Linked DNA regions of Mus musculus: region 2 is linked to region 1. A link is a loop called in an ENCODE intact Hi-C map of the cell type or tissue named here. Cell type or tissue: left cerebral cortex. All regions are shown on one strand. Each heading gives the region's core, and the rest is flanking DNA. Links, peaks and the distances in the headings are about the cores only. Region 1 holds the start of Sh2d6 (SH2 domain containing 6). Region 2 has its middle 16 kb from the start of Mat2a.

Region 1 (16,053 bases), core at 4,712-12,711:
AGGCCCCTTTTATGGGTTCCTTTAGTTGTAGGGTTGAAATCTATAGTTAAGGGAAGACGGTTTACGATTTATCAGAGAGAGAGAGCAAAATAAACCTTTTGCTGGAAGTAGGTGGGCTGGGGTGAAGCAAAACCAGTCTATCTATCCAGATACCCAAGTTTGGAGAGAAAGTAGAGCCAACCCATCTTTCCTGTCTGGCCCAGAGACCTGGAGAAACAGGGTAAGTCGGAATGCTGAGGATGGGGGAGGGGAGGGAGGGAGGCACCAGCCACCAGGGCCTGCCATGTTCAAGCCTCCATCTTCCCTATGCCACCAGCATCCCTTTTTGAAGGCCCAGGAAGAGGGAGAAGAGGAGGATAAATATGAGCTGCCCCCCTGTGAGGTTCTGCCCGTCAGTCTGGCCCCTGCACAGTCTCTTGGCTCTAAAGACGACTCCTTGTATCTGGGTGAGGGCTGGGAGGAGGGAAGGGCTGAGAGGTTGGGTCAAGGCAAGAGGGTCCAACAAAAGGAGAATCCGGCCCGGCCTCTCTTCCTTCTGCCTGAGTTGGGGCAGAAAAGGGCCTCAGCTGGCTGCCACTGAGGCCTCTCAGCTGGGCAGAAAAGGCTAGAGAGATGGAAAGGAGTTAAAACTGTAAAGAAGGAAAATGGAGAGGAGGCAGGAGGGAGGGGTGAGGTAACTAAGGCAACGTTGACAAAGCAGGAAGCCCGACCCAGTCCCTAGGGCCTTGCGTTCCCTCCTCTGAAATCGCTGCACATCCTCCCAACCAGGGTGGGAATGCCCTGAGAGGCCACCACCACTGGCATCTCACCCCCCCACCCCCACCCCCGCTCAGTCATGTGGGGGCAGGGAAGCTGACTGTCTCCAGTTGCCATGGAGACGGAGCTGTTAAGAAGCCAATAAGTAGAGGAGACAGGAGGAGAGAGGGAGAGATGAGGGCTAGGTGGGGAGAAAGTGGGAATAGACTAGGGAGGACCTTCCTCCCTCTCCCCAGTTTACAAAGCATGGGGTCTCTTTCAGATCGTTCTGGGCCCCTGGATCCATCCAAGCCACCACTGCCCCCGCCTCAGTCTACCATGGCCAGAGGACTCCCCATAAACCCTTCCTTCCCTACCCGCCCTACCTCTGGCTACCATTTCCCGGTGAGTAAATCTTACAAACATCTCATTTGCACAACCCCTCCCGCCCCCCCACCCCCCCTCCCCGCTCCCGTTCCACCCCCAACATGCGTTTATATTCTAGATGCCAGGAAACCTCTGCCTGTGCATTACAAACCAGAGTGAAACAAACAAACAAATAAACAACAAAATAGCTCCTCCCACTTGCCTAAAGGGTCCTTTCATCCCTTCCTTAGTCACCCCTCTGCTCTGCTCCCCGCTCCAGCACAGCTCAGCAGGGCTCTCCATCCTCTGCTGGGGTTGGGGGCAAGGCTCAGCTACCTTCACCTGGGCCCTGGACCACAGGACCCATCTCTGGCCAGAGGGGTCAGCTGTCGTCATCCCAACTCCCTTCCCCGCTGTGATCTGGTGGCTATTCACTTTCGTATTTTACAGAATAAAAATAAATAAATAAGCAGGGGAAATTTCGCAGTAAGGAAAGGACCCCAACTAGAGGCAGGGGGAAGCATTGTCAGTCTCCTTTTGTAGTATTTTATGTTTGTTTTTGTTTGTTCAGTTGTGTTTTCTGGGGGAGGGGCAGTTGAGAGGGGGGGTCTCATGGAGCCCAGGCTGGCCTTAGACTCACATCTACCCTGCCTCAGCTTCAAGCATGAACAGGCTAACAATTCAGTGTTAGTGTTGAAAGCAGCACATCAGCTCTACCCCCTTGCACCCCAGCTTCCTTGTTCTTCAACTGCCTGCACTTCACACCTCCCTCTCTCCTCCCTCCTCCCTCTTCCCTCCTCCCTCATTTCCCTCTTTCCATAATGCCCACAGCTGAAGACAGCAATGAACCCACAGCCTGCAAAGCAGGGACCTGTTTTTGGAAGGCAAGGTAGAGTGTCCCCTCTCTTTCCACGGCTCCACATAGGGAGGGGAGGCCTCTCCTACACTTCTTCTCTCCTAGAATTTTGGGGTTGCCTTGAACAGGGCTTGCTGCATCCCTCCTAGCCACACCTCCTTTTTGTTTGCCAAGCCTCCAAGTCAGTCAGTACAGGTATCATTACCACCAAAGCCATGATCTGCTGTGCCCTAGAGTTTGAAAGCAGAGGCCCTGACCTCCAGGCCCTGTCTTCAGTCAGTGTGATCCCTTGGCCAGGTGAGGGGCACCCTAGAATGAAGTGGTCAAACCTAAGACCCTCCATAGTGAGACAGCTGAGTATTATCCCTCATCAACAGGCAACCTTGGGCTGTCACTCCCATTGTCTCCACTCTCCAGAGACTTGCCCCTATGGTCAGTGCCTTGAGATGTATGACCACAGGACCTTAGAATGTCAAGATAGGGGGTGGGGGGAATGGACCATTTGAACCATCCCCGAGTAAAACAGGTTACAGGAGGGTTAGCGTATTCCAGCCCAAGGTCAAACGGCTCACACGAGGCACAGTCCATCTTAGTCTCAGTTGCTGGTGAACCTCCATCACCTTGAGGATTTTTGTTTGTTTAGTTTTTGTTTTTGTTTGTGTTACCATAAAGTTATCTGGAACCAAGCCTAGCAAATTTGGTGAGAAGTTAAGCCTGGTGATATGTCAAGGCTGTAAAGAGAAAGGATGAGTGAATGAGGTGTGTTCTCCTGGGTCTCCAAAGCTAGCTCTGAGGAGCACTGTGACCAAGGATGCCTAGACCCATTCTCACTGATGTTCATGAGTGCTCTGAGGAGCACTGCGACTAAAGGTGCCCTAGCCCTCTTCCTGCTGGTGCTCATGAGTGCTCTAAGGAGCACTGTGACTAAGGGTGCCCCTTTCTCTCTGACGTTCATGAGTGCTAGTTCTCCCTTTTCCTTACAGGGCGAGGTACATCTGCTAGAATGGTGAGCTGCCTTCTTCTCTATCCTGTAATCTAGGGACTTCTCTGGAAAACTGATAGGGCTGGAATGAGCATCCGAGGGAAAGGTCTGCTGTAGAGTCATTCTCTCTTCCAAAAATATAACCCATTGGTGCCACCCAGAGCCTCCCCACTCTCTGAGCACTCCTAAAGGAGAAGTCAGTTGGGGCATGCCCTTCTTGTGTACATAAGGAGAAAGTGAGACGGCTAGAGCCACCTTCCTCTAGGTCAGTGGCTTCTTCCATGTCTTACTTCCTCACTAATAAGGCACATGTTTAAAAGGGACCACAGGTCTAGTCAAACCCATAGTCCTACACCTTAGGTAACAAAGAAACCAGATGAGGACATCTACCTGGAGTGTGAGCCGGATCCAGGTGAGCGCCTGCCCCTCCCACTACCCATGAACACACTCTCCTGGCCCCGTTCTTGTTCCCTCCAAAATACTCCCCTCTAGACCCTACCTGGGAGTCTTCATTTCTGCTGTTGGTCCCACACTGGCCCTACCAAAGAGGTGACTGGCACTCTTAGAGCAAAAAACAGGGGGTAGTGGGTGGGGAGGGGGTGTTCTCAGCTGCTCCAGCCAGGCCACCAAGCAGAATCTCCCCATGGAAGGTCTCCAGGAGAGCCAAGTCAAAGGCAGCAGTAGTAGACCCCTAGGCTGTTCTTAGCCACTTCCTGATCAGCCTGGACTTCCCTGCCTGGTCCCCAGCCAGACTCTGTATGCCCTCTCTATTCTAGTTCCAGTCTTGACTAGGTCTCTGAGCTCCAAAGCCCTGATACCTCCAGTTCCTCTGCCAAGAACATCTGGATTGCCCAAGTAAGATGCAGCAGTGGAAGGGAACAACATGGGACAATGGGTTCACTAATAAAGGAAACCCCAGAGGCCAGACACAGGAGCAAATGTCTTTCTTTAATCCCAGCATTTGGGCAGCAGAGGCAGGCAGATCTCTGTGAATTCAAGGCCAGTCTGATTTACTTAGAGAATTTTGGATTAATTGAGGCTGCCTAGTGAGACCCTGCCTCAAAAAGAATAAAAAAATAGATTAAAAAAGAAAAACAAGGGTTGGAGAGATGGTTCAGTGGTTAGGAGCATGGCTGTTCTTTCAGAGGTTCTGAGTTCATTTTTCAGCAACCACAGTGGCTCACAACCATCTGTAAAGGGATCCAATGCCCTCTTCTGGTGTGTCTGGAGACAGTGACAGTGTACTCACATATATAAAATAAATCTTAAAAAAAGAAAGGAAGGAAGGAAGGAAGGGAGGAAGGAAGGAAGGAAGGAAGAAAGAAAGAAAGAAGACAGAACAAAAAAAAAAAATCCTCTGAGCTCTGCTCCCCAATTTATTCTTTGTAGGTCAGTGGCTGGTTACCAGGAGGCTCGGAATGTAAGAGGCTAGTGGTCAAGGAAGAAGAGAGCCCAGAGGGGTGGGAGGGAGGCCTAGGGTGGGACTTCAGGTTTTGGGCAGCGGCCTGGAAGGCCAGTTCTCATCTGACCAGACTTCCTGTGTCCCAGGGAGCTATGGATGGTGCGTTGAAAGGTAAGTACACACCGCTTCATCTCCATGGGTCTGCTCTGCTAGGATCTTACTCCCTCTGGCAACAGATCCTCCCCCCCCAGGTCCTCAGGTTCTGTTTACTTCACCAAAGGGGTCCATGCAGCTATGACTTCTGCCTGATCAGGCCTGAGAGGACCCTCTTGGGCCTTTCCCAGGGTCTGCACTAACTCGAAAAGCAGCCAGTATGTGTCCCAAGATCAGTTCTCACTTGGAAATCAGGCAAGGCCTGTCTGGTAGGTCCTCCCTGAGTGTCAGGCCTGGGAAGACAAGGTGCACAGAATGGCCAATGTTAGGTTTCAAACATGCTGGCACCCTCTGCTGCAGTAGTCCCCCATGAAGCCTTCTTACCCATCCCCTTCCTGGTTCCAGCCTTCTTCTCTGCTTCTTTCAGCAGGAAGGAGGCTGTCTGCTTCCTCCATAGCCCCTGCTCTGAGTAGCTCTGTTGCTGAGGTGAGCTGGGGCAGATGTGGGAGATGTCTGTGGGAAGCAGAGTCCTTGCCCAGGAGCCCTCCTAATCCTGGGGCCTTTACACCCCCATGAGGAACACGCGTGTGCACTTAACCGGGTGTGCAGCTCCCCCGTCCCCGTGCTGCACCCCAGGCACAGACACTACTTGGTTTGGCCTGTAGGACTCAGGCTGGGGCTGGCAGATGGAAACACAAATAACTGTACCCCAGGGTTCTCTGCTCGCCATGAGCAGCTCAGCACTTGGGTGTCTCTTTGAGTAGCTCTGTGTATTGTACAGAATGGTAGTCTGCTGGGTCAGCCTTGGTACTCTGGAAACTGTGACCGTCAGTCTGTTGAGAGAGCCCTGCTTCACTTCCAAAAGGTGGGCATCTGTCAACTCTTGGCCTTCTCTGAAAGTCCTCTAGTCTCTGCCCATGCCTGATGAGGCTGGCAGTAAGGGCGGGGGAGGCGCTTCACATAATTAGTCAGCTGGCCTTAGGCAACTAAGATGAAGTTCATGGCTGGGGTCTCCTCCACAGGATGGGGCCTACACGGTGCGCCTCAGCTCTGGGCCTCACAGTTCCCAGCCCTTCACTTTGGCAGTACTCCTCAGAGGCCGTGTCTTCAACATTCCCATCCGGCAACTGGACGGTGGGCACCACTATGCCCTGGGTCGGGAGGGCAGGAATCATGAGGAGGTGGGTACCGGATGAGTCATGGGCCAATCACCGAGGTGGGTCAAAGAGCAGCACCCTGGGCCTTGCCTGGAGCATGTGTGTTTTCGGGGGGTGGGGGACACCGATTGCTTCCCTCCCTCACCCTGGCTTGAACAGAAATGCCTCTGAGGTAGTTCTGTCTCTAAGTGCCTGCCTTGCAATATGAAGGTCTGAGTTTTACCCCCAGAGCCTCAGGGGGTAAAGTAAGGCAGGAGAGGTGGCTCAGGTTTATTTATAATCTTGGGCTGGGAGGTTGAGAAACAGGTATCCAAGTCAGTGAGAGGCCTTGTCTCAGAAGACAAGGTTGGGACTGGAGAGATGGCACTCACTGGTTTGAACTGGGGTTCCCCGTACCCACATGGCCGGCACACTTGTCTATAGCCCCAGTTCTGAGGGTCTTAGCGCCCTCTCTGGCCTCTGTAAGCACACATGCATGAGATGCACATATATCCGTGTAGGTAAGACACTCGTACCTATTTAAAAAAAAAAATTAAAAGAAAAATCCTAATAAACAAGGTAGCTAGGCATGGTGGTACTCACCTTCAATCCTACTCCTTGGGAGCTAGAAGCAGATGGATCTCTTTAGTTCTAGACCAGCTGGAACTACGCAGTGAGACCGTGTTTAAAAACAAAATAAAGCTGTGTGTGTGTGTGTGTGTGTGTGTATGTGTGTGTGTGTGTGTGTGTAGCCAGAGGCCGGAACATCTTCCCAGACATCTGGCACTGTGAAAAGAGGCCTATCTTTTCTGGGAAGGACTTCCGTGTGCCATGGTTCAGTCTTCATAGGGTCAAGGTGAGGGCAATGAGACCATCTGAGAGGAGGGCAGAAATCTCCAAGGACCTTTCTCCCCAGCAACTGGCTTCAGACCTAGACAGTTGCCCACCACTCAGCTTCCATTGAGAGAGGCCACAGCCAAGGACCAGGCCTAAAGCAGTTCTCGCCCAGCTCTGGAAGCCCGAGGCTGGCCAATAGCATAGCATGCTGGTGCAGTGGCAGGCTCACAACCAGACAGCAGAGCGGCGTTTCAGTCTCATAGCGTGGGGGGAAGAAAAAATATCTAGAAAAATGCCAGCCAGCTCCCCTGCCAGGCCCTACAGTTGCCTTAGAAAGTTGTTGGCAGACTGAAGCCTAAGGGACCCACAGATGCCCTGCCTGCCTTATCCAGCTCTTCTCCTCTGTGGCCGCCATGGTTCAGCATTACACGAAGCACCCCCTGCCCCTTGTGGACGGACACAGTGGCAACCGGGGACTCACCTACCTGCGCTTCCCCACCAAGCCCTGAAGAAACAGCAGCACACAGATCCCCCTCAGGCACGTGATGTGTGCCCCATTCACTTTCTCTCCCACTTTAGGCTGTTTTCTTTTCCCTGCCTTCCTCCACCCCAAAAGCTCTGCAGGTTCAAACTGAGAGGCATGAAGATGGCCACCTGGGAGGCTGGCTTCCTCAGAGACACTGCCTCTCCTTAGACTGACTTCTTGTGTGTGGTTTGCATCTTCTGGGAGGAACTAGGTTCCCAGCACACAGTATACTTTCAATAAACATTTACTGACTGAATTCTCTCTTAATACCGCACACACACCTTTTTGAGTATTATAGTAGGTACAACTGTGTGTGATCACGTGCATGGGAGTGCCTATGTCCACAGAGGACAGACTCATCGGATACTCTGGAGCTGGAACGAGGGGGTCAGGAGGTGTAAGTTTCCAAAAGTAGGTGCTGGGAAGAGCAATAATGGTTGTATAGTCCCTGAGCTATCCCTACAGCATAGGGGAGGGATTCTAGAGTATGCTGAGAATAGCGGCCTTCCCCAGAAGGCCTTATACTTCCTGAGAGGAATGGAGTAATGTCGCTGTGTGGGTCTATTTCGTAGGCTAAACTGCAGAGGAAAGGGTTCGGGCTTTTGTTCTTCTAAATTCTTCTAAATTCTTTGCCAAGGAGAAGGGCCAGGCCAATAAACTGACCTTTGTTCATGCTTGCTGGTCGTGGGCAAGGAAGGGGGGAGGAGGCTCAAGGTTTCTGGAGGAGAGAGAGGCTGATGGTAAGCATTTGATGTCTAGCTTTATAGCGTTATAGGAAGGACCCCAGGAGACAGTCTGGATGAAAGCCTAGAGGATGAATAAAGGCGCTGGGAGCCTGGGCCAGTGGATGGTAGAGGCTCTGCGACCCAAAGCTGAGCTGCCTGGCAGGACGTGGGCCCAGCGGGAATAAGGGGCTCCGGGTTGGGCTGGCAGCCAGCAACCCACAGGCTGGCCCAGGGCGGGGGTGTCTCCGGGCCCTGGCGTGGAGCCTGGAACACCCCGTGCCGGAAGCACCACGTGACCATGACTCCGCAGAAGTCTCCAGCGGCCGGGAAACAAAGGGCAGCTCAGGGGCTGCCTGGCATGGGGGCTGGCACGGAGGGCACGGTTCCCACTGGTGCCATGCTGCACCCCAATACCTCTGGACCGTCTCCTGGGGAACCTAGAGTCTGGCGTGACCTGGAGGCTTGTGGGATGTCCGGGGCGGAAGCCAGGGCCTAGGGATCTGCTGGCGAGGAAGGGGGTGGGGCGGGCCACGTGGGCTGCGGGAGCGTGCACTGTCGCCTCCGTTCGTCATCACCCTCCGGCAGATTACCCTCCCTGAGCTGTAATAGATGGGAAGATAATTGTCCCTGCCCAATCATCGACCTCCGGTTAGGAGGCTTAAGTGAGGGCCTTCCTGCGTAAGAGGCGCATCATGAGCCACACTCTGGCTCCCTTCTCTTACACCAGCCCAGAATTCGGGTCAATTAACTGCTACTGATAAAGCCCAGCAGGATGCAGGCTCAAGCCAGGAGTCTGATCATGGACAGCACCTGCCCAGTGTTGCAGGAGTGGGGGGATCTCAGCCTGCGGAGGGTAGGGACTCTCTGCTGCCTGCCAGGCCTGTTAGCCTAGCATTTCTTTTTACCCCAGGCCACTTCTAGGCTCAAGCAGTGGAAATGGCCTCTCTCTCCTACCATTTCTCCAGGCACCTACGGACTTAGGATGTGGGCCACTGGCACTTTGGGGTGCCCTCATCTGCTTTGAAGACAGAAAAGCCTTTTCAGGCCTTTTAAATGAGTTCTGAACTCCCTTATCGGTAAACTAAGAGCGCTTTTGTTATTGGCTGCAAAGGTACTTCATGCTGGGGCAGGAGATAGGTAGTTCTTAGCTAGCCTGGTTTATATAGTGAGTTCCAGTCCACTTAGAACTGCGTACAAACAGTCTCAGAACAAACCCCCAATACATATTACAAAAGAAAAAAAAAAAAAAAGAGGTAACTTTCATTCATTGTTCCTGCAAGAATCAGGGAAACTGTCCAGGTAGTGTGGGCAGTACCTAATTATTAGAGCCCCCATGGCAGAAATGAGCATGATCCTTAGGACAGCAGGCCATCAAGGTGGTTGGTTCAGTGTGTGGGTCAGTTTCCTGCCAAGGCTGACACAGGGTGGAAGAAGAGAACCATCTTGGCTATGTTAGCCTCTGACCTCCACATGCTGCGGCCTCCTCCCACCGTAGAAAGACACTGAAAGAGAAAAGAGCAAGGCCCAGAACTGGCTTAGCACCTCCTTAGCTGACAGATGTGTATCCAGATGTCTTCTCTCCCTGGGACCCAACCCATTCTGGCCTTCCCCACCTTCCTCTCCCTCCTCCTAGCCTTGGTCCCTGCTACTTACCTTTCACCCACCCAGAACCAACCTGTCATCCCCATATCAGATAGTCAGGACAATGAAGACAGTTGGTGACAAGTGTTGAAAAATTCATTCTATCCCAAGTTCCTCAAAGCTGACAATATGGACTCATTTTAACATGCAAGTTCAAGCCAAGATTGTCTTAAAGCTCTATTTTTTTTTTTTTTTTAAATTCAAAGACAACAGTTTTATTACACTTTGAGGTTTTGGTTTCGTTTTGAGACAAGGTTTCATGTTGCCCAGGTTGGCATCAAACTTGCTGTGCAGCTAAGGATGACCTTGAACTCCTGACTCATCTGACTCCACCTTTTGAGCATTGAGATAATAGACATGGGTCACCATGGCCAGTTTGTTCCACACTGGGGACCAAGCATAGGGCTTCATAAATGTTGGGCAAGCACCCTACCAACTGAGCTACGTCACTAGCCAGTAGTTAATTCCTTTTGAGTAGATGAATGTGTACAGTTATAGCTGGCTGGCAACCATCCCATCTTTCCAGGCTTTTTGCCTTTCTAAATGTGAAGGAATAAAAATGGCAGGGGCAGGCCTGGAGGAACCTGGGAGGCCTGGTAAGGAGTGTGAGCATGGAGGGTATGAGCATTAGAGGACACAGGGGGAGCACTCCTCCAGTTTCCTACAGCAGAGATCAGTGAGCCAGCACAGATGCAGGGAGAGTGGGAGGCTTCGGGTATTTCTGTAATTCCATGGAGACGGAAGCCTTTGACTTTCCACTGCCGACCCTGCCAAGCACTCAACCACGTTTCCTGAGGTGAACAGGCCAGACTAGAAAATTCCAGGCAGGGTCATCTGCTGAGAGAACAAGTCCTTGAGAGATACTGTGCGTGACAGATACCAAATGGTTTGTTACTGAGGACCTGAAAGACTAGGTGAGCCCAGGAAGTATGCGGCTGGGGAGGATGTGAAAGCCATGGCCCAGGCCATAACACATCTGCTGGGTTCCCAGTGTGATCTAAGTTAACCATCCAGGCTTGCAGCTGACCTGAGAGGAACGTGTACAGAAGAGTCCAAGTGTGGCTGAGCCATGCATCCTCTGTGTAGCCCTGACCTCGGTCACCCCCTGCCTCCCCTCCCTCCTTGCTTATTCTAGGAATCAAACCCAGGGGCTTGTATATGCTAAACAGGCATCTAACACTGAGAGCTGTTTTTGCTGCGATGATTCTTGTTATTCTGCCCATACTAAGCTTGAATTTGCCATTCCCCTGCCTGGGCCTCCCAAGCAGTTGAGATTACAGGCATGCAGAGATTTCCCAATTAGAGTCTGGGTTATGTTGGCTTTATTTGTTTCTTTGCCATGCATCGATGAGAAGCCAACCCAGGGCCTGGTACATGCTTAGATAAGCACTGCACCACTGAGCTGCAGCTCCAGCCCTCCTCTTTGAAAACAGTCAGTGAAGCTGTGTGTGCTGACCCATGCCTATGATTCAGGAGCTCAAGAGGTAGAGGTAGGAAGAGCTTGAGTTTGTGGCCAGCCTCAGCTTTATGGTGGTGTGTGTGGAGGGGTATTAAAAAGAAGAGAGAGACAGCAGTGGAGCAACACCTTTAATCCCAGCACTGGGGAGGCAGAGGCAGGCAGATCTTTGAGTTTGAGGCCAGCCTGGTCTACAGGGCAAGTAGCAAGACAACCAGGCTACACAGGAAAATTGTGTTTCAAAAAATAAACAAAAGAAGAGTGAAAAAAAGAAAAAGAAAACAGAGCCGGGCATGGTGGTGCACACCTTTAATCCCAGCACTCAGGAGGCAGAGGAAGACGGATTTCTGAGTTTGAGGCCAGTCTGGTCTACAAAGTGAGTTCCAGGACAGCCAGGCCTACACAGAGAAACCCCGTCTTGAAAAACAAAACAAAACAAAAAAGAATACAGTGAATGCCTGTTTAGGGTTGGTGTGAGAAGGAAAAAAAGTAATATTTAATTATGTTTAACTATATATGTGTGTGTGTGTGTGTGTGTGTGTGTGTGTGTGTGTGTGTGTGTGTGTAAAATAAGCTGATACATGCTATCAGCCAAATGATTAATACCTAGTAATAATTATAGCTATAAATAGGCAAAGCCTGGTTGTGATCATCTCTCTCTGTGGCCCATGAAAACTTTAGGTAGATATATCATAATTATTGTTTCTACTGGCTACTGTCATTCTTTTTCTGATAAGACAACATACACAGACACACACACAGAGACACACACACACAGACACAGACACACACACACACTTGGGAATCAGAAGGCAGGTAAACTTCAGAGAGTTCAAGACCACCCCGGTCTACATGGTGCTTTTTCCTTAATGCCCTCCCAGATGTGAGCTACAGATTTCCATTAATACACATTTATCTATCTATTGAAAGGAGAACGTATTAGGTGGATGCACAGGGAACTGCATCTTTTTGAAGGGCAGGGAGGGGGAGTGGAGAAAAGCCTGGAACGACTCAGGTAAGAGGCCAGGATGCCGGGGCAAGCTCTGGGCCTGAGCCTGAGGGCTTCGGAGGCCTCTGTTTCCACTGGACATACCCCTGTGAGGCACTGCTGCAGGATCAACTTGGAAATGTTCAGAGCCCGAGCAGAACCACATTCCAGATCCTTAGGTGGTTTTGTTCTGCTTCAGGGAGGAGTAAATCTAATAGGAAACAGTGAGCAGATGTGTTTGCAAGCACAAAAGGCTTCTAGTGCTGGAGACAGGCTGAGCTCACCCACCCCAGGCCTTGCATCAGCTACAGGGATGACTGCCAGGCTTGGAAATTAAGGCAGAAGGCTCCCAGGAGCCTCCCTGCCTTGCCTCTTGCTCTCAGTGAGAGGGAAGCAAAAAGGAGCAGAGAAGTCAGGGTCTCTTTAGCCAGTCCATTTCCAAGTCACTCACATGCCGAGTTCTCGGGAACCCAGGCAGCAAACAGCCTGCGTGATCACACAGGCTGAGATCTCACGTCAGAAGCCTCTACTCCTAAAGCCAGAGATGCCTCTTAGGCTGAGCGGGGAACGTTGAGGCAGGCTCCTCCCTAGCTCATGGCAGCACACGGTTGTTATTCTGTTGTTTGATAGAGATACTAAGGGCTGGGCATGTAGCTTGAGGATAAAATGCTTGCTTAGCATGCACAAGGCCCTGGGTTTGATACCCAATACTACAAATAACCAAACCCAACAGCAGTAACAAGATCTCCACCAACAGTGGCCAGTGACTGACAGGGGTAGGAAGTTATTTAGAGAGGGTTCTGATATGGCCTTGGCTTATTACTGCTTAGAGTTGCATGAACTTGGGGATTCCCAGGGATACCTGGTTCCAGTTCTAGGCACACCCAAGCAGTTAGTGGCCATACCGACTTCTAACGTCAGAGCCATGTAAGGTCTTCCCACTCTATCCAGTTCTACCTGGAGTATACCCTTTTTTTCCTCAGCCACCTTTGACCTTCTCTGGTAGCCTTACACCCACTTTCTTGAGCTCTTCCAGCATCCCCAGCTGTCTAGACCTGTGGGTAGCTGAGTATGAATGCCTCGTACTGGAGAGTACATCCTGTATCAACCGCTCCCACCCTTCTTGGACTGGGCAAGCTACAGGCTCATTGAAAGGGCATCTAAAGAAAGCACAACTCTCTCTGCCCCAACCTTGAACCAATCCCTAGAACTACCGGAATCTTATTATTTGTTTATTAGATGTTGAAATTGTATGGTATTACACTGCAAAGGCCTGTGACACCAACACTCTGACAGTGCAGGCAGGATGATCAAAAGTTAAATTCAGTGTTGCCCTCTGCAACACAACGTGTTTTGGGTGGTTTGAGTGAAAATGGCTCCCATAGGCTCACAGGGAGTGGGACTGTTGGAAGATATGGCCTTGATGGTAGGTGAGGCCTTGTTGTATCACTGGAGGTGTGCTTTGAGGTTTCAAACGCTAAAGCCAGGCCCAGTATCACTCTCTCTTTTCCTTCTGCCTGCCAATCCAGATGTAGAACTCTTGGCTCTTTCTCCAGCATCATGCCTGCCTATGTGCTGCCATGCTTCCTGCTGTAAAGATAATGGAACAAACCTCTGCACTGTAAGCCAACCCCAATTAAATGATGTCCTTTATAAAAGTTGCTGTGGTCATAGTGTTTCTCCATGGCAATAGAAATCCTAACTAAGATAGTGTTCAAGGCCAACCTTGGCTCCTATCTCAAAAAAAAAAAAAAAAAAAAAAAAAGGTGTGTGTGTGTGGGGGATGGGGTGGGGTGGATGCAGGGATAGTTTAGCCATGAAGAGTGCTGGCTGCCCTCGTTCAGGTTCCCAGCACCCACATCAGGCAGCTCACAACTGCTTGTAACTCCAGCTTCAGAGATTTGGATGCTCTCTTCTGGCCTCTGAGGGCATCTGCTGGCATGTGCACATATCCTACAGAGACAAATAATTTAGAACATAATTTTTAAAAGTCTATTAAGCTGGGCGTGGTGGCGCACTCCTTAATCCCAGCACTCGGGAGGCAGAGGCAGGCAGATTTCTGAGTTCGAGGCCGGCCTGGTCTACAAAGTGAGTTCCAGGACAGCTAAGGCTATATAGAGAAACCCTGTCTCGAAAAACAAAAACAAAATAAAACCAAACCAAACAAGTCTATTAAAAATACATAACAGAAAAACAAGCCTCCCTCTAACATCTGTCCCTCAGTTGTCCCTTTCTCCGAGGTCAGCAGTGTTTCCCTGTGTATCTTTCCAGAAGCCCTAAGCTCATGCTCAAGTTCATATGATACTTAACTTTTATGCTCAGGGCAAGTAAGACCAAAGTCCTGTGCTTTGAGTTCTGGTGGAGAACAAATAGCAAATAACCAGAGTTAAATTCCATGTCCCAGTTGTGTCTCCCCTTCATAGCCCTCTATCACCCTACTAGGTCCCTGAGGCACAGTCAAACATGGCAGTTGGCATCAGCCTCATTTCTTAGAGAAGTTAAGATGTTACACACTGGGTGCTCCTGATGATCTGATATTATCACCCGCCTCCCTAATGCCTCTTTGCTCTGGAAAGGACCTCAAATTTTTAGACAAAACGCCATGTCCTCTCTATGGGCATCCCAAGGACAGAGGCAAGGGCTCTTGTGTGCCCTGTGAGCTGGACTCTGAGCTGAGGCCCTCAGTTAAACAATACCCACTGGGTTAAAGTGACAGAAAGAAAGTTCATGATTCTGCCAGGCACCCCCCAGTCCCTGAAGCTTCTCCTGGACCCTGGCTCCTGAACACTGAAATCTCTGACCCACAGGCCATTAGATTTCTTTCCCCACACAGTTGGCTAAGTTAATGTCCCTGCTTGGAAGGCCAAGGCCAAGGGCTGGCTCCCCAGAGTAGTATGTGCCAGCTGTTCCTTACCCACAAACAACAGAAGTACACATTATAACTCAGTGGCCAAAGGGACTGTCTCCTGAGCAGGGCACACAGCTAGAGTTCTGTAGCTGAAGGCATGAGTTCCCTAGGGCCACACCCTCACACCCCTGACATCTCAGGGAGCTTCTTGGCTGAACCCTTCCTCACCTGTCCCCATGATCTGTCTTGGGTGTGAAAGTAACTTCAGTGAAGAAGATCACAGTGCCCAAAGTGGGAGGTGAAGTGGAAATTTAAGGGTTCTTTGGAAAGTCAGTTGGATGGTGTTTTGTTGGGGCAAACCCATGAAGGAACATTTAGTTAAAGTGGACACGGGTATAAAAGGCTAAGGCAGACTCTTGAAGGAACACTTCACTGAAGCAGACACAGGAGAGAGGATGTTCTGCTAAAGCAAGCACATGAAAAGACACATGATGAAGGATTCTTTGCTAACAACACGCATGTATTAGTCCGCCTCACATTGTGTAGTTGAGCTGCATTTGTCAGGACTCCATAGAGAGACACACACCCAAAAAACTTCAGGTGGTGTGATGTAGTTTGTTGCTGCTTCCAAGGACTTGGGCTGATTGGATGCACGTGCTGAGAACACGTGATATTTGGAGGATATAAACAGGGCTCTGTGGAGCGACACACACACACACACACACACACACACACACACACACACACACACACACACACACACACACACACACACACACACACACACACACACACACACACACACACACACACACACACACACACACACACACACACACACACACACACACACACACACACACACACACACACACACACACAGAGCTTGGCTTGCTGGTACAGCTAGCTGTGCAAAGCTTGTAGGTCTCTCGTCTTGGCTGATCTTTGATTCCCTGAGGGAGGCACAGCTGAGAACTGCTCCTGGGTTCCTGCTTCTCCCTCTTGCTGACTCGAACCAAGGCTGAGGCCTTTCTGTCTCTGCTAGGTCCTGTCACCACTGTTGTTATCCCTACTCTATTGGGCTGGACTGCTGGTGTATCCGTGAAGTGTTTGTGAGTGGGTCCAGCTGTCTCTACCTGCTAACCTCTGAACTGAACTGCCAATTTCCAGACAACACAGATGGGAGTTTCTCCAAAGAGCCTTTCTAAACAGGTCCACTTCCCCCATATCCTTTCCTTTCCACTAGCTCTGGTGGGTGGTGGGTTAAAAGGAAGGTTAAAGCGTTTAAGAACCATCATTAAAGATAGGATTTGAAAAAGTTAAAATTACAGGAGGTTGTTAGGAGACAGAAAGAGGAGGCAGTGTCTTCGGGGGTAGCAGCAGTGCCTGGCCAGTGAGGCAG
Region 2 (16,053 bases), core at 4,870-12,869, 57 kb after region 1:
TTTCGCAGAAACTCTCTTCAGCTGGCAAAATCACACCCCTGCTAGAGCACAAGACAAATCATAGTCAGCTGCTGTGGACAATCTTAATCAGCCCCGTATCTCATACCTATGATCAAAGCAAAAATATGTCTGTGTTTTTAAAGAAAACAAAACTTTCGTTACAAAAGTGTAACAATACAATGCACACATTCACACACACACACCACTCGTAAATGTAAAAAAAGAAAAAAAACTCTCTTCTAGTTCTTTAAAAAATACATAGCAGGTTGTTTTAAACTGTAGTCAAACAATGGGATGTAGTAGCTATTCACCAAAGCTTTTAAAAAATAATTCAACCCCTTATTGTTCTTACTGATTAAAAGGTGGGGTGGGCACAGAGAGTTGCTCCCATTTGAGACTTAGAAGGAGATGCCCTAGGTCTAGGGGAAAGTCCCTCATGTTGAGGGAACGTGGTAGAAGGAGAGTCAGATGTCCCATATGCCTACCACTTAAGAGGATTAGTCTGCAACAACCAGGCTCTGATCTAAATTTGAAGGGAGCTGAGGGATCATTGTGTCTGGGTTCTTACCCTCACTTTCCCTTCTATTCGGGTGTTTGGCTTAACAGAAAGAAAATGATTGCTCGACTTGCCCTGTAGTGTGCTTCACACGGAACTTTTCATGTAGAATATTTGCTACAGGTGGTGTAGCTTGCTACTTCACCCACAAAGAGCACAGACACCCCCGTTGTTGCAAAACACATGAGGATTTTACTTATCCAACATGTTGGGGAACCCCCTCTCAGCACGCAGGCTGGAGGAGAGACCCAGAACAAAGAAAGAACACACTTTTTATACCTTTGTAAGGGCCAGATATAGGCACCAGGGTAGTTTGGCTTATTTTAATTGGTGTAGCTAATAACCTTTTTAGACATTGGTTGGTTTGTATAGGGTGACTCTTATTTTGTCTGTCCTTGAGGTTTTTTTTTTTTTAGAGTGAGGCGGAGCATGGGGATTGTTAATCTTGCTTTTGACCGTTAAGTTAAAACTGTTTATTTGTTTAGTCAGTCAGCTTTTTATCTGGCTCTGTACTTGGCCTGCTAGTATAGTTTGGAAAGTCCTTTTGAAGGGGGAAGGTACAGGGTAGTCTTGAATTTATTTTGGATATTACACAGGCGCAAAGGATTGCTGAGCCCCAAGCTGAGCAAGGGACAGGGAAGGACTTGGCACCTGGTGCCTCCAGCTGAGGGGGGACTGGCTATGCAGAGGGAACAAAGACTCCTATCAAGTCTTTGTCTATGATCAACTCCTTTGACCAGGAGCTGGTCAGGTTGCCAAAGACTTTGAAGCCAGGCTTAACAAAGCTTAGATTCAATGTATGAGGAAATAAAAGTCACTGAAACACCTCTGGGCGATAACTCAAGGTGAAAAGTTAAGTTTAATAAAGATGGGGTTTGCATATGGGTGAGCAAGTATAGCCGTCACAGAGAAATCCTGCCTAGAACAATATTTGTTCTTTTTACCTTCTGAGAAAGGGTCTCATGTAGCCTAGGCTTCCTCAAACTTGCTTTATAATGGAGGATGATGTTGAACTTCTGATGCTCATGCCTCTACTTCACAGGGCTAGGAATGTAGCTTGTGTGTGTGTGTGTGTGTGTATACACGCGCGCCTATACCACCATTGCTGGTTTATACAGTGCTGGGGACCAAACCCAGGAATCACCTCTCTAGCTCTGTCTTCTCTTTCTTTTATTCTTCGAAACACTTCTGTGAGATGGGCATGGCAGCACATGCTTGGCAGTTTGTATATCCAGGTGGCAAAGGCAAGAGGGTCACCACAAGTCCAAGACCAGACTCATTGCCAGAGCAAGCTCTTGGTCAGCCAGGGAGATATACTGAAAAGCCCAGTCTCAAACAATCCCAGACTTAGTCTGCATCCTCAGAGATGGGATGGCAGGTGGGCCAGGCTCTCCACCTAATCTAATAATACACAGAGAATTCCAGGACAGCCTGGTCTACATAGTAGGTTCCAGGCCAGCCAGAACAATATAGTGAGTCTTTAACTCAAAAGTAAAACAAAGCGGGGCAGTGGTGGCACACACCTTTAATCCCAGCACCAGGGTGGCAGAGGCAGGCAGATTTCTGAGTTCGAGGCCAGCCTGACCTACAAAGTGAGCTCCAGGACAGCCAGGGCTATACAGAGAAACCCTGTCTCGAGAAAGAAAAAAAAAAAAAGTAAAACAAAATAGCAAAATCAAAAAACAAATGAAAAACCACAGAGAAATGACTTTCCTGTCTTTCCTTTGGATGGTAGCCTGAGCCTAAGTATGTTTTTTTTCTCAGTATTTTGGGGTTTTGCGCTTTTTCTAAAGCTCCCCTTCCTACCACGTGACTGATATCCGAGCCTAATTCAAACAGCATGGCTCTCTCCTCCTCCTCCTCCTCCTCCTCCTCCTCCTCCTCCTCCTCCTCCTCCTCCTCCTCCTCCTCCTCCTCCTCCTCCTTCTTCTTCTTCTTCTTCTTCTTCTTCTTCTTCTTTTGGTTTTTCAAGACAGGGTTTCTTTGTATAGCTTGTCCTGGAACTCACTCTGTAGACCAGGCTGGCCTTGAACTCAGAAATCCGCCTGCCTCTGCCTCCCGAGTGCTGGGAATAAAGGCGTGCACCACCACGCCCAGCTTTCTCTCTCCTTCTTAAGCTTCCTATGAATATATGATAAACTCCTCTCTAAAACTCAAAACAACAACCCAGTATTCCTGTTTTGGAGCCTCTATTAATCTCAGGAGTTCTTTTTCATAGTTCCTTAGTAAATATATATTCACTGTGGAGGGGGGAAAAAAAAAACCTCCCTAAAGTACAAAACCAAGTTCAGAGCCAATTTGGGCTTCCTGCTGTGGCCAGCCCAAGAATGAAGCCTCAATTCAAAATAACCAGACTGCCTGGACGAGGACTATAGCTAAGTGGCAGAGCTCTTTCCTGGGATATGTGGGGTTCTGAATATAGTCCCCATCACTACAAAGCAAACAATAATAAAAACCACTTCCGTGGATCATACCTTTAATCCCGACACTCCCAAGGCGGGGGCAGACAGACAGCTTTCTCTGCCACTCTGTCCACCTTTTTTTTTTTATGTTTTGACACATTGTCTCATACAGTCAGAGTCAGTCTTGAGCTTCTGATACTTTCTCCTGCCTCCACTGAAAGACTGAAATTATAGGCAGGTACCATCATTCTCAACTCTGGATGTACCATATTGAAACGTGTGGTCACATGGTAGCTCAGGCTTGCCTTGAAGTGACCATATAGCCCAGGCTGAGACAATCCTCCTGCCTTGGCCTCCTGCCCACTGGGACTGGGGTATGTGTCACCACATTTCCTTTTGAATATGCCTTCATTTGCTCACACACAGTACTGATCTACTGGTGTTTCAGAGATGGGCTTAGCAATCTGACTGGACGCTTTGATCGATCAACTTTCCTTTCACAATTTGCCCCAGGCCAGGCTGTGGCCTGCTCGGCTTCAGAAGCACCTGGCCTGCTTCCCTTACGAGGCAGTGACCTTTTGTCCCAAGTCCCGTTGCTTGTTTATATTTCCTAGGCCATTTGAGTCATTAAAAGAATGTTTTAGTTTGTTTTGCAGCTTCTCTATTCTCTAGACTTCTGTTTCCTTGCCTGACAAGATAAGGAAATCATGCTGATTTTTTTAAAGCAAACCTTTTGTTGTTGTTGTTGTTCTTAGGGTACAGAGCAGGAAGAAATGCCTAATCTGAAACAGAGAGCGAGAAAATTATTCTTTCGTTTCCCTACCACATGATCCCATCCGTCACTACGTCCTGAAACATGGTATTTATTGAACAGACCATGCAGAAGGCCCTGTCTGTCACAAGTCCCTGCCATTGTTCCTAACCTATACATAGGGTCTAGAGTCTGCTCTGTGGTTCTGTGAAGAATTAGCTGTGTGATCTGGGTCAGAAGAAGAAGAAGGAGAAGGGGGAGGGGGGAGGGGGAGGAAGAGGGGGAGGAGGAGGAGGAGGAGGAGAAGGAGGAGAAGGAGAAGGAGAAGGAGAAGGAGAAGGAGAAGGAGAAGGAGAAGGAGAAGGAGAAGGAGAAGGAGAAGGAGAAGGAGAAGGAGAAGAAGAAGAAGAAGAAGAAGAAGAAGAAGAAGAAGAAGAAGAAGAAGAAGAAGAAGAAGAAGAGACAGTTAAAGCAGTTAAAGGCCAAGGAGGTCAGGAAGCTTAGAGGAGGTGGGACTTGAAAGATGGCTGGGGACATGGAAATAGGAAGCAGAGTAGGGGCTTCCAGGCAGAGAGAGACCCAAATCAAAGTAGCAGGGTCTGACATAGGCCAGACATGTCTGAGAACCTCATTGATAGGCGTTTACTGGGGAAGACAGGACAGTGGATGTAGACAATAGATAGTAATAAAACCAGGCCTCATGGGTTTTTCATTGCATTAATTTATCTTCTGTATCTGTATCTATATAGGTTTGTGCATGCACTCATTTGGACCATATACAAAAGTCAGAGACAACTTGTATGACTTGGTTCTCTCCTCTCATCATGTGGAGCCTGGGAACGTAGATTATCAGTCCTGGTGGCAAGTACTTCTACCCACTAAGCCATCTTGCTAGACTGACAAAGAGCCTTGTCTCAGAGCGGACATCCTAAGCCTGTACTGTGGCTGACTCTGAGGGTCTTGCACTGGGGAAAAGCGTCCTATGACAAGTATTTGTATGGGCTTCTGTGGGTGACAGTAAGGGACAAATGGCTTAGGGGAAGCCCTGCAGGGGGTTTTATATGTTATTCTATGGAAACAGATGAGTTTGGTAGTGGAGCAAGAGAGAGGGAACATGAAAAAAAAAAGGTTTGTTATATGGAATTTTGTTGTTGCTAGTACAAACACTGTGGACGGTGCCACATTGTATTGTGAAGGTCACCTGCCAACTTGCAGGAATCGGTTGTCTCCTCCCACTGTGTGTCCCAAGGGATCAAATTCAGGCTGTGAGGTTTGGCAGCAAGTGCCTTTTCCCTCTGAGACATCTCACGGCCCTCTTTAGAATACATTTAATTAAAATTGGAAAAACTTGATAGGGACAGAGTTTCCCTGGAAAAGACAAGATTATAAAGCCTTATCCTCATGATCCCGGAACTCCAAACTCATCCGTCTCACTCTTTGTTTAACAGTCAGACCAACAAAATGAAAAGGGCAAGTTTATAGACCGAGCAAACACAGATGAAGAAAAAAATGCCCTGGGAGCCGGAAAGTCTGTGCTCTGGATCCCATCTGCTTTTGAGCGTTTCTTTTCTTGGATATTTCATTTATTACTGCAGTCACAAACATTTCCTTGAGTGTTTGAGAGGCAGCAACAGTTTAGGTTGTAAAGACTGAGGAATTCCTGGGCATGTGAAGGAGGCAACAATTAGCGATAAAGATGAACAAAGTCCCACCATAAGATAAACAAGGACGGGATGGAGAGGAACCCAGGGCAGCCATAGGCAGCCACGCCTGGAGAGGCTTGAGATTTCAAAGCGGGTAAACGCACAGGCACTGAACACTTTGCAACATCCCATACAGCCCATAGTAACTCATTTGATCATCAGCTCACACTCTTTTTTTTTTGTTTTGGTTTTGGTTTTTCGAGACAGGGTTTCTCTGTGTAGCCCCTGGCTGTCCTGGAACTTAATTTGTAGACCAGGCAGGCCTTGAACTCAGAAATCTGTTTGCCTCTGCCTCCTGAGTGCTGGGACTAAAGGCGTGCGCCATCACCGCCTGGCCAGCTCACAACACTCTTTTTTTTTTTTTTTTTAATATTTTTTATTATTACGTATTTTCCTCAATTACATTTAGAATGCTATCCCAAAAGGCCCCCATACCCTCCCCCCCAATTCCCTACCCACCCATTCCCATTTTTTGGCCCTGGCATTCCCCTGGACTGGGGCATATAAAGTTTGCATGTCCAATGGGCCTCTCTTTCCAGTGATAGCCGACTAGGCCATCTTTTGATACATAGGCAGCTAGAGTCAAGAGCTCCGGGGTACTGGTTAGTTCATATTGTTGTTGCACCTACAGGGTTGCAGATCTCTTTAGCTCCTTGGATACTTTCTCTAGCTCCTCCATTGGAGGCCCTGTGCTCCATTCAATAGCTGACTGTGAGCATCCACTTCTGTGTTTGCTAGGCCCCGGCCTAGTCTCACAAGAGACAGCTATATCAGGGTCCTTTCAGCCAACGCTTGCTAGTGTATGCAATGGTGTCATCATTTGGAGGCTAATTATGGGATGGATCCCTGGATATGGCAGTCTCTAGATGGTCCATCCTTTTGTCTCAGCTCCAAACTTTATCTCTGTAACTCCTTCCATGGGTGATTGTTTCCAATTCCAAAGGTACATTTACACAATGGAGTACTACTCAGCTATTAAAAAGAATGAATTTATGAAATTCCTAGGCAAATGGATGGACCTGGAGGGCATCATCCTGAGTGAGGTAACACAATCACAAAAGAACTCAAATGATATGTACTCACTGATAAGTGGATATTAGCCCAGAAACTTAGCATACCCGAGATATAAGATACAATTTGTAAAACACATGAAACTGAAGAAGAACAAAGACCAAAGTGTGGACACTTTGCCCCTTCTTAGAATTGGAAACAACACTCTTAATGAGTGTTAAGACAGGACTCAAATCCTGTCACACGGTGCTCTCTTTGCTCTTGTTTTCAAAATGATTTATTATTTGAAATTTTTTACTGTACATATTCTTGGTATTTGGTACTGTATTATATAATGACGTTTTTACACAAATATATATTGTACATCAAACACTGGACGAGATTTCTTCTCATATCCCCCTACTTTTTCTCCACTGGGGACTGCAAGTGCTCAAGATATGGTCTGCCACTGTTCATTAACCCTGGACCTCCTGTTTGTTTGTTTGTTTATTGAGATGAGGTTTCACAGGGTTGCTCAGGCTTATCTCTGTCGCTTAAAGAGAACTTGAGACCTTTTCTCACCTCCCGATGGCTGGTATAGACCTCTGCACCACCAGGATTATCTATATAACTTATTATACCTCTTATGACATTGTTGATGATGTTGAGGATTTGTTTTGTCTTCTTGTTTTGTTTTTGTTTTTAAACAGGGTCTCCTGTAGCTCAGAGTCCCCTGGAACTCGTCACAATAGGAAGCCCCTTAACCCTGAAGCCTTTTTTTCCTTCTGCTGGAACCACAGGAATTTACTATACACCATATTCTGAAGAGTCATACTCTTTTTTTCCCCCCTAATCTCCTCTACCCCACCCCAACGCCCCCACACCGAGATATCAACATTCTAGCTGTGCCCTGATAAACAGTAGGAATAGAAGGGGGTGAATTCCAGGCCTACAGGCCTACATGTGTCACCTGAAGTTTATGCAAAGAGCAAAAATATTTAGCCACAAGAGGTGTGTAGTGTTCCCACCAGAACTAGGTGGTAAGACCTTATGCTGAAGACACAGCATGCTCTGACTGCAGGGCGTACTGAAATCAAGCTGGCATTGAACCGGAAGTTGCTTCCTTGCTGGCTAGCCCGTATCACTCTGGAAAGCACTATGATGGCTGCTGAGGGAGAAATGGCAGTGTTACTCAACTGTGGACCGGGGAACCACACTCCTGACCCGGCAGGCAACAGGAGAACTCTGGTGCAGTAGTGGGGCGACCAGCTGCTTTCTGATTGGATTTGAGGCCTGCCCCATAGAAAACTCATGTCTGCTATGGTAACCCTGGTCACAAGCGCATGGCACATAGTCTGTAGAGGGGAAGCTGCTATTGTCTGTTAAATAGGTGTGGTGCCCCTGTCAAAGTGTCTTCTAAGGAGCTCTGCTTATGTGCATAGGTTAGGACTGCTCTCAGCTAAGCTTCTCTTTGGCCGCAGTTAATAGTGAACACTAATAACTGGTCAGTGTGCTGAGAACCGGTGACCACTGAATGCTCAGTCAGAAATTGGGCATTTCCACCATCCCCTTTTGGGCTCAGGAAACATTGCAGAGGACATGGGGAAAAGAATTGAGGAGTCGATTGTTTTAAACACTATCTTTGGGGGGGTCACATGGCCACTGCACTTTTGAACTCGCAGCAGATACTCGCAGTATCTGCTGAGGACAAGCACTAACTTGGACCTAGCATCACTCCCCCATGGGGCCCAGAGAAGCTCGCCAAGGTTCACAGATCCTGAGGACTTACAGACAGTTAATAGCTATTGAGTGAGGGAGAGACAAATTTTTGGGGGGTGTGTGTGGGGGGGGGGGGTGATGGGACAACGGGTAGCTTGCCCATGTTCCCAAAAATAACCACTCACCCAGTGTTCCTGTAAGCAACCCTAATGAAATTCACTGGGACACACATGCACATCACGAAAACTACAAAAGTAGGATACTATTCAGAGAAACCCTGTCTCAAAAAAACAAACAAACAAACAAACAAAACAAAAGCAAAAACAAAAAAAGGAGGATACTAGTTGGGAAAGAGACCAGTATAAGTGGGGAAGGACCAAGAGAGGGACATAAGAGGTACCTATGATCAAAATTCGTTTATTCACATATAAAGATGTCATGATGAAACCCATTAATAAATAAATTGATATATGCTAATTTTAGAACTTTGGGAAAATAACAATCAAAAAAACCTCCCAAAGAGTGTGAAGGTCCTTCTTGCTGAGAACAGTCCTCCGTTCTATTTCTTTTCTTTCAGACTCGGTCTGAGAAGGGCAGCCCGTGGCTGAGGTGCACGCCGGGGGAGGGGGTTAAATGATGTGGTTATTTTCTCTGGATGAGACTCGGAGCTTGGTGCCAGGGATTTGAGGGTTTCATGGCAACAACTGCCAGGGCTCCTGGGAAAGTCCCCAGGCATCTAGAATCCTGCAGTCTTGGCAGCCCCTATTCTCCAAATGGACCCAACATCAATCAAGGCCAAGAACCCAAAGCATGACCCAGCAAACAGCTGGCAAGCTATTTTTAAAATCCAATTTAAAGTCATATATGTATAAGCCCCGATGGATTTCCCTGGGGGATCTTACCCCTCAAGTGGAAAATGCTTTAAGTCAAATAAGGTAATCTCTATTTTGATTCCCAGCAAGCCCAAGCCCAGGGCCCTGCTGCCTACAGCAATGAGTGCTAATCCACTTTAAGCACAAGTGAGGCAGAGCTGGGGAGTCAGGGTGGCTGGGGGACTGGGAGAAAGGTCAGGCCTAGATATTTATCGTGTTAACACTGTTAGTGTGTGTCTGGATCGGTCTTGCAGAAAAAAAGAAATCAAAGCCATGCATTGTAGCTACTGGGGAGGAGAGAGTGGGGCTTTCTGGGATCTGCCCATACTTCACCCGTGTCTGGAAACCTTAGATTCCCTCATGTCCCCGCTCAAAAAGTAAAAATACAATTAGAGGACTCAGCAGAAGGAAGTGGGGACGGGGAAACCATGGTTCTGGAAGGAGTGGGCAGACTGGGTGGGAGGCAGCAGCCCAGCCCTGTACAGCCAGCTGGTCTGGCTCTTGCCACTGCTTCTCTTTGTCATTTTGCCACCCAGCTTAGGTCTCGGGTGCCACTGGACAGATAAACTATCTGAGTTACGCCAGGACCAGAAGCACAGTGTGTCCCGCAAGGACAAGCCTCTGCTTCTCCTAACAAGCACCTTTCTCTCAGGCAGCAACCCAGGGTTATTTCTCTGTGTTTATCTTCTTTACAGGGCCTGAAGTAACAAATTGAACAGATGTATGTAGAGAAGGGACTGGGCACTTCCCACTGCTCCTGCCTCACACGCCTAAAAGCAAGACCAGGCATGGTGGTATAGGCTTGTGTTTTCAGCCACATGAGAAGTGGAGGCAGGAGAGTCAGTCCAAGATCATCCTCCACTACCTAGAGTTCAAAGCTGCTCTAGGCTACATGAGGCCCTGTGTCAAAAGCCTAAGCCATCAGTACCATGTGCTACATAGTAAGCTCAAGGACAGTCAGGGCCCATAGTGAAGTCCTTCCTCAGGAATAGAACAGAAGGGGTGGTGAGATGGCTCAGTGGTTAAGAGCACTGTCTGCTCTTCCAAAGGTCCTAAGTTCAAATCCCAGCAACCACATGGTGGCTCACAACCATCCATAATGAGATCTGATGCCCTCTTCTGATGCATCTCAAGATAGCGACAGTATACTTTGATATAATAATAAATAAATCTTAAAAAAAAAAAGAAGAGAAAAGAAAAGAAATAGAACAGAAGCACATGCTGGGCCTCTCTAAAAGCTGGCACGGCAACTGAGCAGAAACTGCTTTCCCCATGGACTTAACAACTGGCTCAAGGCTGCATCAAAAGCAACCTGATCCACATCTGATCCGGGTTTTGCTCTCATTTGAATGACAAGCATCTTCAGCTCCCCCATTATCTAGACCATTGGATAGCTTCTAGACATGCCAGTAGAGCTCTCTCCAGACAATTCAAGCTATCAGGGTCCCTAAAAAACATTATAAACATGGCACCCAGGAACAAACAAAAATCCTGGTAATTATCTTACTATTCAAGGATACAGTTGAAAATTATTCTTTGATCTTTAACTTTCATTATGCTGGGCCTGCATGAAAGGCTGGAGATACAGAGATCAATGAAACAGCCTGCTTCATATCTGTTCGCCACCTCCTTTTGTTCTTGTCTCTATCATAGACATAGCTGGAGATTTCTGATGTCTTATGTTACAATAGTTCGCAGAGAGAAATATTCAAAATTTTATCATCATAGATACGTGGACAAATAAATCGTTGCCTATTCATACAATGGGAAAGAGAAATGAAAATTAACTGTGCATGTAGTGAGTTCCAAATGAGACCCCTTGTTTCAGAATAAAAAGGGCCACCAAGATAGTGCAGGTGGTAAAGGTGCTTTCTGCCAAACCCGATGACCTGAGTTCAATCCATGGGACCCGCAGTGGAAGGAAAGAACCCAGTCCTGTAAGCTGTCTTCTGACCTCCAAAGGTGTAGAGTGGCTTAGCTGTGCACGTTCATCTATACCTACCCTTCCTCCCCACAAAGTATTTAAAAATGAAAAGAAGGAAAGAAAACAGGGGTAACACCAAACTGAAGGAGACGATAACATGATCTTAGTACACGGACTGATAAATAATAAAACTAAGAAAATGAAGGATACCCGTGACAGCAAGACTAGGGTGATCTGGGTCTGGGAATTTTCCTGGAGGGTTGCTAGAACTACCTGAGTTCCCAGTATGTGAGAGAGTGGGGATGAGGCCTCTCAGGCGTTTGCCCCAGGGCCTCTTTGGAAGAAGAGATTGGCCACAGAGAGAACGAGAGTGAGATGACAATTGAGGTTGTCCTGATTTTCAAGATTAACTAGGAAATAAACACCACCAAAAAAAAAAAAAAAAAAAAAGCGATCAGTAGCAGAAGTGTCAGTGTTGTCAGTGTGTGTGTGTATGTGTGCTGCTCACCGAGACTGGGTGGCCTTAAAAAACAAGTACTATCCATTCCAGACAGGCCTCAAACTAGTGACAGTGACCTTGAACTTCTGCCTCCCCCCAGGTACTGGGATTACAAGTGTGCACCACCTTGTGTATGGGTGTGGTTATGTAATTAAGGATGGAATTTGCAGTCTTGCACTTCCTAGGCAATTACTCTAAGCTATGCTCCCAGCTATGCTTCTCCCCTCCTCCTCTTCCTCCTCCTCCTTCATTTAACATGCATGAGATTTTTGCCTTTATGTAAGTATATATATAATGACCATATACATGCCTGGTGCCTATAGGGATCTGAAAAGAGATCCTTGGATCCCCTAGAGCTGGAGTTAAAGAGGATTGTAAGCTACTATTCAGATCAGATGCCAGAAACCAAACCTGGTCTCTGCAAGGTCAGCAAGTGTTTTTAACCAATGAGCTGCCTCTCTGGCCCTCAGGCTGACCATTGTCGCTGATCCTCTGATCTCAACCTCTCAAGTGCTGAAATAATAGTATACTTACTTAATCACCCAGATGAAGAATTTTTTTCTCTTTCATCTCTTACTGTTTTACTGTTTTTCGAGATAGAGTCTCCCTACATAGCCCTGGCTGATCTTAAACTCACAGAGATCTGTCTGCCTCTTCCTTCCTAGTGTTACAATTAAAGGCATGAGCTGTCCAGTTTTTTTTTCCTCTTAAACTATTTCTTTTTTTTTCTTTTTTCTCTTTTCTTTCTTTCTTTTTCTTTTTTTTTTTTTTTTTTTTTTTTTTTTTTTTTTTTTTTTTTTTTTTTTTTTTTGGTTTTTTGAGACATGGTTTCTCTGTGTAGCCCTGGCTGTCTGGAACTCACTCTGTAGACCAGGTTGGCCTCGAACTCAGAAATTTACCTGCCTCTGCCTCCCAAATGCTGGGATTAAAGGCGTGCGCCACCATGCCTGGCTTTTTTTAATTAGATATTTTCTTTATTTACATTTCAAATGTTATACCCTTTCCTAGTTTCCCCTCCAAAAATCCCCTATCCCCTCCCCCCTCCCCCTGCTCCCCCACCCACCCACTCCCATTCCTGGTCCTAGCATTCCCCTATGCTGGGGCATAGAACCTTCACAGGACCTAGGGCCTCTCCTCCCATTGATGACTAACTAGGCCGTCCTCTGCTACATATACAGCTAGAGCCACAAGTTCCACCATGTGTTTTATTTGATTGGTGGTTTAGTTCGAAGGAGCTCTGGGGGTACTGGTTAGCTCATATTGATGTTCCTCCTATGGGGCTTCAAACCCCTTCAGCTCCTTAGGTACTTTCTCTAGCTCCTTCATTGGGGACCTTGTGCTCCGTCCAATGGATGATTGTGAGCATCCACTTTTGTATTTGCCAGGCACTGGCAGAGCCCCTAAGGAGACAGCCATATCAGGCTCCTGTCAGCAAGCTCTTGTTGGCATAGGCAACAGTGTCTGGGTTTGGTGGTTGTTTAGAGGATGGATCCCCAGGTGGGGCAGTCTCTGGATGGTCCTCTCTTCAGCCTCTGCTCCGAACTTTGTCTCTGTAACTCCCTCCATGGGTATTTTGTTCCCCCTTCTAAGAAGGATTCTGAGCTTCTGGGCTAACAGATAGATCAATGGAACAGAATTGAAGACCCAGAAATGAACCCACACACCTATCTATGTATGGTCACTTGATCTTTGACAAAGGAGCTAAAACCATCCACTGGAAAGAAGTCAGCATCTTCAACAAATGGTGCTGGCTCAACTGGCGGTTAGTATGTAGAAGAATGCAAATTGATCCATTCTTATCTCCTTATACAAAGTTCACGTCTAAGTGGATCATAGAACTCCACATAAAACCAGAGACACTGAAACTTATAGAAGAGAAAGTGGAGAAAAGCCTCGAAGATATGGGCACAGGGGAAAGATTCCTGAACAGAACAGCAATGACTTGTGCTGTAAGATCAAGAATCGACAAATGGGACCTCATAAAATTGCAAAAAGGCAAAGGACACTGTCAATAAGACCAAAAGGCAACCAACAGAGTGGGAAAAGATCTTTACCAATTCTAAATCAGATAGAGGGCTAATATCCAATATATATAAAGAACTCAAGAAGCTGGACTCCAGAAAACCAAACAACCCTATTAAAAATGGGGTACAGAGCTAAACAAAGAATTCTCAACTGAGGAATACCAAATGGCTGAGAAGCACCTAAAAAAATGTTCAACATCCTTACTCATCAGGGAAATGCAAATCAAAACAACCCTGAGATTCCACCTCACACCAGTCAGAATGGCTAAGATCAAAAACTCGGGTGACAGCAGATGCTGGTGAGGATGTGGAGAAAGAGGAACACTCCTCCATTGCTTGTGGGATTGCAAGCTGGTACAACCACTCTAAAAATCACTTTGGTGGTTCCTCAGAAAATTGGACATAGTACTTCCAGAAGATCCAGCAATACCACTCCTGGGCATATACCCAGAAGATGCTCCAACATATAATAAGGACACATGCTCCACTATGTTCATAGCAGCCTTATTTTAATAGCCAGAAGCTGGAAAGAACCCAGATGTCCCTCAACAGAGGAATGGATACAGAAAATGTGGTACATTTATACAATGGAGCACTACACAGCTATTAAAAACAATGAATTCATGAAATTCTTAGACAAATGGATGGATCTGGAGGATACCATCCTGAGTGAGGTAACCCAATCACAAAAGAACACACATGATATGCACTCAGTTTTTTTTTTAATTTAGAATTTCTATTTATCTTGTGAGGGAATCAGGCCTGTGTATGCCACAGCACATGTATGAAGGTCAGAGGACAACCATACACGCCCTGGGCATTGAACTCAAGTCACTATGAGCCATCTTCCTGGATGTGTGTGTGTGTGGGTGTGTATGTATATACAATGTATATACATGTGTGTATATATATATATATATATATATATATATATGCACACATATATGTGTGTGTGTGTGTGTGTGCGTGTATCTTCTTTCTTCAGCTATGACAGTTTTGGAATTTGTAGTCCATTCATAGAGCCCAAGTTCCCTTTTCATAGGAAGGAGCTGTATGATAAAGCAGGCAAACTTACAGCCCATTCCTTGACCCAAGAAAGGAATCAAGATGACAAGAGAACAAAGTTCTCTAATCTGTTGTCCACTGTCTGTCTGGAGGGCAAAACGAAGCCAGGATAGATGATAGGTTCTGTGGGGCTCTAGTCTGGGCAGGAATGCTGGGATTGTTGCAGCTCTTAGAAGAGGATGGAGGAGGTTTGGGTGACCTGCGTGGGGCAGGTAGCTGAGGTCCAGGGTCTTGGCAGCTACCTTGGCACCAGCAGCATAGGATAGGCAATGGCATGGTAAGCCTGGCCAGCCAGGTGGGTCCAAGGTCCAGCAATAAATACTTTAGGAGAGAGACCTCCTCCCCAAGTAGTACAGCTCGGTGAGGAGAGCCACTCTCAGAAGAGCCTCAGTGAAATAACCTTTGCGCTTTATTGCATGCGGACAGGGACTTTATAAATATTGAGGAGTGGGATGGGATTTAGGAGGGTAGGCGTTTCCTATTAGCTCAATTTGAGATGTTAGTGATGCTCTATTTCCATGGGAAAGGACTCCAGGTGTCAGTGGGGTGTCATGGTTACATGTTCCAGAGCAGGTACAGAAATGGGTAGGGAGTTGCTTGACCCCTGCCGATCTTAAATCTCTAAGATTCCCAGGGTCTGAGCTCACTTGGCCTTACCAGTTCTGTCCCCTGGCATGGCCCGCTTGCCCCACAACCTCCTGCAGACTTATTGTAGTCTAGACTAGATCTGAAAGGGTTCATTTGCACACTTAAATGACCTCTTCTATTACAAACAGGGATGGTCCTGCTTGCCCAAGAGGTCCTGGCTAATGGCAGTTACATAATTACCCTGAATCAAGCTTTGACTTGATCATTAAAACGGTCATTAAAAACGAGTAAGGAAGCCACTCGAAGCTTTCATTTTGTGAGGATTCCTAACTGTGTTACTGGAATCCCAGTAACTGCAATACTGTTAGCGTTCTGGGCACTTGGGCTTACACATGGAGGCCACTCACAAGAGCACAGAGTGCTTCTGCTGGTCTTACTTAGGGCCAACAATATGTAACCATCTGCCAAGTGGTCCATATTTTACAGCAACATCCACCACATTTTAGCAGATCCCTTCCCAGACAATAGAGTTAGGGCACCAATATCACAGTATCCCAAACTCTGGGGAAACCTGAACAAGTTTGATTTCCCACATCTCCACAAATCCCTAGCTTCAGTCTTGGGACTCGATTAGCTGAGCAGTAGGTCCATGAGGAGTACTGAGGGTCTGTCTGCCTCTTCAGTCTCTTTGGAGAGGCAGCCAGCAATCATCAGTGCAGAGGTCTGTAGAGCCTGCATCCTTCGTTCATGAGAAACACTGTCTGCATGAGCTCACTGATAGAGGGGCACACCTCTTCCTGGCGGTCAAGATTGCATGAACCCAGTGCCCCTGCCCATGGTAGGGACATTGCCAAGCTATTGTCTAATGCTCCTGGTTCCGAGGAACCAGAGGCAGGAATTAAAGTGTAAGCATGTAGGTCAGCTCTTTTGCTTCATTGCCACAGTTATCAGACAACACCT

Evidence for each region. A loop is a pair of places that touch in the nucleus more often than their neighbours do. Peaks named below come from ENCODE experiments on the same cell type or tissue, not always from the same donor. Only the 100,000 strongest peaks of a DNase experiment are listed, where the experiment ranks them.
Region 2: it touches region 1 in a loop (5-fold over the local background); 5 of 42 quality-filtered maps call a loop at or near these places.

Annotation. Positions count from the first base shown.
Region 1 is chr6:72,504,848-72,520,900 of GRCm38, reverse strand. Sh2d6 (SH2 domain containing 6) reads left to right here and starts at 865. Exons shown (of 12, transcript NM_001374030.1): 1 at 865-941; 2 at 1,019-1,140; 3 at 1,933-1,990; 4 at 2,941-2,963; 5 at 3,300-3,351; 6 at 3,716-3,794; 7 at 4,329-4,359; 8 at 4,488-4,512; 9 at 4,922-4,980; 10 at 5,276-5,359; 11 at 5,517-5,675; 12 at 6,860-7,260. The coding sequence starts at 1,075. The coding sequence ends at 6,976. In left cerebral cortex, for the core only: CTCF peaks have their summits at 8,060, 9,776 and 9,978; DNase peaks (open chromatin) are centred at 6,746, 8,024 and 9,956; H3K4me3 peaks cover 777 bases; H3K27ac peaks cover 3,782 bases.
Region 2 is chr6:72,448,012-72,464,064 of GRCm38, reverse strand. No RefSeq gene overlaps it. Among named protein-coding and RNA genes, the nearest start is that of Mat2a, 16 kb to the right of the region's middle. In left cerebral cortex, for the core only: no CTCF peak of the experiment used is centred there; DNase peaks (open chromatin) are centred at 8,815, 9,476 and 11,566; H3K27ac peaks cover 296 bases.